2 separate regions of the Homo sapiens genome follow, and region 1 is linked to region 2. A link is an interaction called in ENCODE POLR2A ChIA-PET data of the cell type or tissue named here. Cell type or tissue: PC-9. All regions are shown on one strand. Links, peaks and the distances in the headings refer to the core of each region. The heading gives the core; the rest is flanking DNA.

Evidence for each region. ChIA-PET counts read pairs that join two places held together with the same protein. Peaks named below come from ENCODE experiments on the same cell type or tissue, not always from the same donor. Only the 100,000 strongest peaks of a DNase experiment are listed, where the experiment ranks them.
Region 1: POLR2A ChIA-PET joins it to region 2 with 10 read pairs; 4 of 35 experiments call an interaction of 5 or more read pairs at or near these places.

The regions. Positions count from the first base shown.
Region 1 is chr16:67,554,594-67,557,506 of GRCh38, reverse strand. The region is part of intron 1 of LOC124903703 (a long non-coding RNA gene); the gene reads left to right. Among named protein-coding and RNA genes, the nearest start is that of CTCF-DT, 6.3 kb to the left of the region's middle. In PC-9, for the core only: no CTCF peak of the experiment used is centred there; a DNase peak (open chromatin) is centred at 1,456; H3K27ac peaks cover 1,204 bases.
Region 2 is chr16:67,887,512-67,890,421 of GRCh38, reverse strand. It overlaps a transcript of NRN1L not described here. Among named protein-coding and RNA genes, the nearest start is that of NRN1L, 4.1 kb to the right of the region's middle. In PC-9, for the core only: no CTCF peak of the experiment used is centred there; no DNase peak of the experiment used is centred there.

The sequences.
Region 1 (2,913 bases), core at 125-2,624, 330 kb after region 2:
ACTCCAGCCTGGCGACAGAGTGAGACTCTGTCTCAAAAAAAAAAAAAAAAAAGATCTGGCCTTGAGCCTCACGTACAGGACCAGAAACCCAATGTGGTTTGTACCCTAAGAGCAGATTCCTTCCTCGGGGATTTGTCAGGCTCACAGGCGCTTGCTAGATAAGCAGAGTGCTGTTAACAACGGGCAAGTGGACCAGTGTCCTCGTGCTGGCAAAAGGCATATTGATCCCCTATAGGAGAGCATTCGGGGAAGCCAAATTACTAGAAATATTTGATGAGCAGTTAATTAGATTAACTAGTGTTAGTTATGTAACTTAAATGTTTAATGTCACCCTCTCTGGATGCTAGAATTAGATTGTTCGGGATTCAAGTCTAGTCTTGGTTTTTTATTAGCCGTGTGGTCTCTGTTGAATTCGTAACAACTCAACTATAGATTTCTCTTCTATAAAATGGGATGATAGGTTGGGCGTGGTGGCTCATGCCTGTAATCACAGCACTTTGGGAGGCCAAGGCAGGTGGATCACCTATGGTCAGGAGTTCAAGACCAAAAATACAAAAATTAGCCAGGTACGATAGTGGGTGCCTGTAATCCCAGCTACTCAGGAGGCTGAGGCGGGAGAACTGCTTGAATCTGGAAGGCAGGGGTTGCAGTGAGCCGAGATCGCGCCACTGCACTCCAGCCTGGGTGACAGAGGAGACTCTGTCTCAAAAAAATAAATAAATAAAATGGGATGATCATTGTGCTTGATACAGCCATAAGGATTAGACAAGAAATAAAGCAGCTTTTTTTTTTTTTTTTTTTTTTGAGACAGGGTCGCATTGTCCACTGTTGCCCAGGCTGGGGTGTGGAGTGCAGTGGCGAACTCTGCTCACTGCAACCTTTGCCTCAGCATTCTGAGTTGCTGGGACTATAGGCGAGTGCCAACACACCTGGCTAAGGTTTTTTGTTTTTTGTAGAGATGGGGGTCTTACTATGTTGCCCAGGCTGGTCTCGAACTCCTGGTGTGAAGCAATCCTCCTACCTCAGCCTCCCAAAGTGCTGGGATTACAGGCATGAGCCACTGCACCCAGCCAGAAATCATTATCCTATGATTCTCAGGAGAACAGTTGTATTTCCAAGATCTTCCTTGGCTCCTATTGTTACCCCTGTAAAGCTTGCAATAATTATGATCATTTACATGTTTTTTAAAAACTCTTTAATCAAGATAATCAACAAACGAAGGGGAGACATATTGATTTTCTAAGACATAATGAGCAGGGAATCTTCCTGCCCTCCTTGGGGTAAGGCCTAAAGTTACATGTGAACACTCTGGTTTTCTCTATACCTGTTGAGAACATGTGTGAGACATGATGCAGCTCATCAAGTAATTATTGAATACTTGGTGTGTGTAGCTTCCTGTTCTAGGCACTGGAGATTCAAAGATGACTCACGATGTGTTTCCTGCCCTTGGACTCAAAATTTAACTAGTAAAACTGGTTAAAACAAACACACAAAAAATTAATGCAATAACTGTTATAGTGGAAAGAAATGAGCTCACAGCTAAAGGAGTAAATCACTCCAGGAGTATCTCATTTCAGCTGGGTCTAAAGGATTAGCAAAGCATTAACAAGTGACACGAAGACATGTAAGGTGAAGAGCCATGATCAAAGGCATAAAAGTCTACAAGAGTATTTGGGGGACAGCGAGTCATCTTACACCATTGGATGAGGGTGTAGAGTAGTGATGCTAAACCTTTAAAGACATTTGGAAAGCTTTCATTGTCTGCCAACATCAACTGCCAAGCCTAACCACTTCTAACATTTAAATTTTTTTTTTCCCCAAGATGGAGTCTTGCTCTGTTGCCCAGCCTGGAGTGCAGTGGTGCAATCTTGGCTCATTGCAACCTCTGCCTCCCAGGTTTAAGCAATTCTCCTGCCTGAACCTCCCAAATTGCTGGGATTACAGACACGCACCACCATGCCCAGCTAATTTTTGTATTTTTAGTAGAGATGGGTTTCACCATGTTGGCCAGGCTGGTCTCAATCTCCTGACCTCACGATCTGCCTGCCTCGGCCTCCCAAAGTGCTGGGATTACAGGCATGAGCCACCAAGCCCGGCCTATTCTAACATTTTAAAGACTCATCCTTCCATATCATCTCCTGCCTAGACTGTAGGAGTTTTTTTCCTTATTAATGTCTGCTTTCTTCAGACCCCTGTGAAAGCCTTATTTATTTATTTATTTATTTATTTATTTATTTATTTATTTATTTATTTTGAGACGGAGTTTTGCTCTTGTTGCCCAGGCTGGAGTACAATGGCATGATTTTGGCTCACCACAACCTCCACCTCCCGGGTTCAAGCAATTCTCCCGCCTCAGCCTCCCAAGTAGCTGGGATTACAGGCATGCGCCACCATGCCCGGCTAATTTTGTATTTTTAGTAGAGACGGGGTTTCTCCATGTTAGTCAGGCTGATCTGGAATTCCCAACCTCATGTGATCTGCCCACCTCAGCCTCCCAAAGAGCTGGGATTACAGTCGTGAGCCACCACGCCGGCCTATTTATTTATTTATTTATTTTGAGGTGGAGTCTCGCTGTGTCGCTCAGGCTGGAGTGCAGTGGCGAGATCTCGACTCACTGCAGCTTCCGCCTCCCAGATTCAAGCAATTCTCCTGCCTCAGCCTCCTGAGTAGCTGGGACTACAGGTATGTGCCACCATGCCCAGCTAATGTTTTTGTATTTTTAGTAGAGATGGGGTTTCACCCTGTTAGCCAGGATGGTCTCGATCTCCTGACCTTGTGATCTGCCCGCCTCAGCCTCCCAAAGTGCTGGGGTTACCCCGGCCAGCCATATTTATTTTTTACCTCTCAGCTCAAATGACTGCTCTTAAAGGTATAAAGGACTGTTGCTAAACCTATATCCAATGTTTTAGAAGT
Region 2 (2,910 bases), core at 411-2,910:
GAGGCAGGAGAACTGCTTGAACCGGGACCCGGGAGGCAGAGGTTGCAGTGAGCTGAGATCACGCCATTGCACTCCAGCCTGGGCAACAAGAGTGAAACTCTGTCTCAAAAAAAAAAAAAAAAAAAAGAAATGATGTAATGCATGTCTCAATTAATTTAATAACTGTCTTTGTTTCTTGCTTCTGTAATATGCTTCCCCCTGCACAGATCTCCCCCCACCCCACAAAATGCTTAAAAGGTAACTTAACTCTTTGTTCAGGGCTCAGTCCTTTGGATGTTAATCTGACTGGGCCGATGCACCTAAATAATTAATAAATATCCTCCTGAACCCCACTGGTCTCTCTGATTCCTTAAAATCCCGCTACACCTCGGCCTCCCAAATAGCTGAGTCTACAGGCATGCACCACCATGCCTGACTTGCTTATTTATTTATGTATTTTGAGACGGAGTTTCGCTCTTGTTTTCCAGGCTGGAGTGCAACTGCACGATCTCGGCTCACCGCAACCTCCGCCTCCTGGGTTCAAGCGATTCTCCTGCCTCAGCCTCCCAAAGTGCTGGGATTACAGGCATGAGCTATTGTGCCCGGCCTAATTTTGTATTTTTAGTAGAGACAGGGTTTCTTCATGTCGGTCAGGCTGGTCTCGAACTCTCAACCTCAGGTGATCCGCCAGCCTCGACCTCCCAAAGCACTGGGATTATAGGCCTGAGCCACCATGCCTGGCCTATTTATTTAGACAGGGCCTTAAGTTATCCTCCCACCTCAGCCTTCCAAGGTGCTGGGATTACAGGCATGGACCACTGCGCTGGGCCATAAGCCTCATTTTTATTTTTCTTTTTTTTTTTTTTTTTTTTTGAGATGGAGTTTCACTCTTGTTGCCCAGGCTAGAGTGCAATGGCATGATCTCAGCTCACTGCAACCTCTGCCTTCTGGGTTCAAGCAATTCTCCTGCCTCAGCCTCCTGAGTAGCTGAGATTACAGGCATGCACCACCACACCCAGCTAATTCTAATTTTTTGTATTTTTAGTAGAGACAGGGTTTCTCCATGTTGGTCAGGCTGGTCTCGAACTCCCAACCTCAGGTGATCCACCCGCCTCGGCCTCCCAAAGTGCAGGGGTTACAGGCATGAGCCACCATGCCCGGCCCATAAGCCTCATTTTTCTTAGCTATATAATGAGGATAGCTCTGTGCTTGTAATCTCAACACTTTGGGTGGCTGAGGGAGGAGGATCATTTAAGGTCAAGAGTTCGAGACCAGCCAGGGTGACATAATGAGACCCTGTCTCTGCAAAAATATAAAATTAGCTGGGTTTAGTAGCACAGACCTATAGTCCTAGCTACACAAGAGGCTGAGGCTAGAGAATCGCTTGAGCCCAGGAGGTCAAGGCTGCAGTGAGTCAGGACTGAGTTACTGCACTCCAGCCTGAGTGACAGAATGAGACCTTGTCTCAAAAAATAAAATAAAATATAAGGGGGGGTCATAATCCTGACCTTACAGAGTTGTTGTGAGGGTTAAAAGGAATATGAATTCCAGGGTTGATGGCACTCAGAAATCTACACAACACTCCTGTTTTACAGACATTCAGCGCATTAATTAACAAATATTTATTGAACCCTTACTATGTGCTGGTCTGGGCTCTGGAGAAGAGCAGGAGGGAGGTCCTTAGGTGAAGAGATATATTAATGCAGAGGGGACTGGGCTCAGGACATCCATCCCCCAGGCTCTCTCAGAACAATAAGGTACTCCTTGTCCACGGTGCTGCAAATGTGAGAAACACCATCACCATGATGCTCTGGCCTGGGCAGCTGTGCCCAGGGCCCAGCCAGCTTGGCTATCAGCCCACCCCTCTCCTCCAGCTCTAGGATAAAACACACAAAGCCCTTAAGCCCCTAGCCAGAGAGCAGATTCTTTCCCCCCTCCCCAAGCCCCGCTCTATTCCATGGAAAAGTAGGGACTTAGAGAGCAAAAACCAGGGGAAAAGTAGGCCACAGCAGGAGGATGGTAATCTCCCTGACGGCCAGCCAGAACAGCCAGGCCCCTGCTCCTAGCCATCCAAGACCAGCTCTGGAAGACTTCTGGGGTATACAGCCCCAGCACCATCCTTCCCAGCAGTATGCCCAGAGTAAAGGTGCCACCCCAAGATGACACACCTCCACAGTGGGGTCATTCTCAGTCCAAGCTCTTGCTTACTGTAGCACTACCCATGCTGGACTTAGGAGTTCTATCTTTCATTCCACACCCTCCCACAAGTGCACCCTTTATATCCAGCCCTAGGTTGGATGCTAGAGACACAACGAGGATTCTGACAAAAAGGACTTCCTGCCCTTGGGGAATCCACAGTGGGGAATTCTGACCTGTACCTAGACAATAACAAGCTAGTGCTATCAGTACTGAGGCAGAAGGGAATCCAGGAGCTGTGTGGACCTAGAGGAGCCTTCTGATTCAGCTTGTAGTCAGGGTTAGGGAATAGTTCCTAGAGGAGGTGATACTGCAAGATTGAGCCACTATGCCTGGCTGAGTTTTTCAATTTAGAAAGTAAAGAATAGGCCGGGCGCGGTGGCTCACGCCTGTAATCCCAACACTGGGAGGCCGAGGCGGGTGGATCATGAGGTCAGGAGATCGAGACCATCCTTGCTAACACAGTGAAACCCCGTCTACTAAAAATACAAAAAAAATTAGCCAGGCGTGGTGGCGGGCGCCTGTAGTCCAAGCTACTCGGAAGGCTGAGGCAGGAGAATGGTGTGAACCCGGGAGGCGGAACTTGCAGTGAGCAGAGATCGCGCCATTGCACTCTAGCCTGGGCGACTGAGGGAGACTCTGTCTCAAAAAAAAAAAAAAAAGAAAGTAAAGAATAAGGCCAAACATGGTGGCTCACACCTGCAATCCCAGCACTTTGGAAGGCCGCGGGGGTCA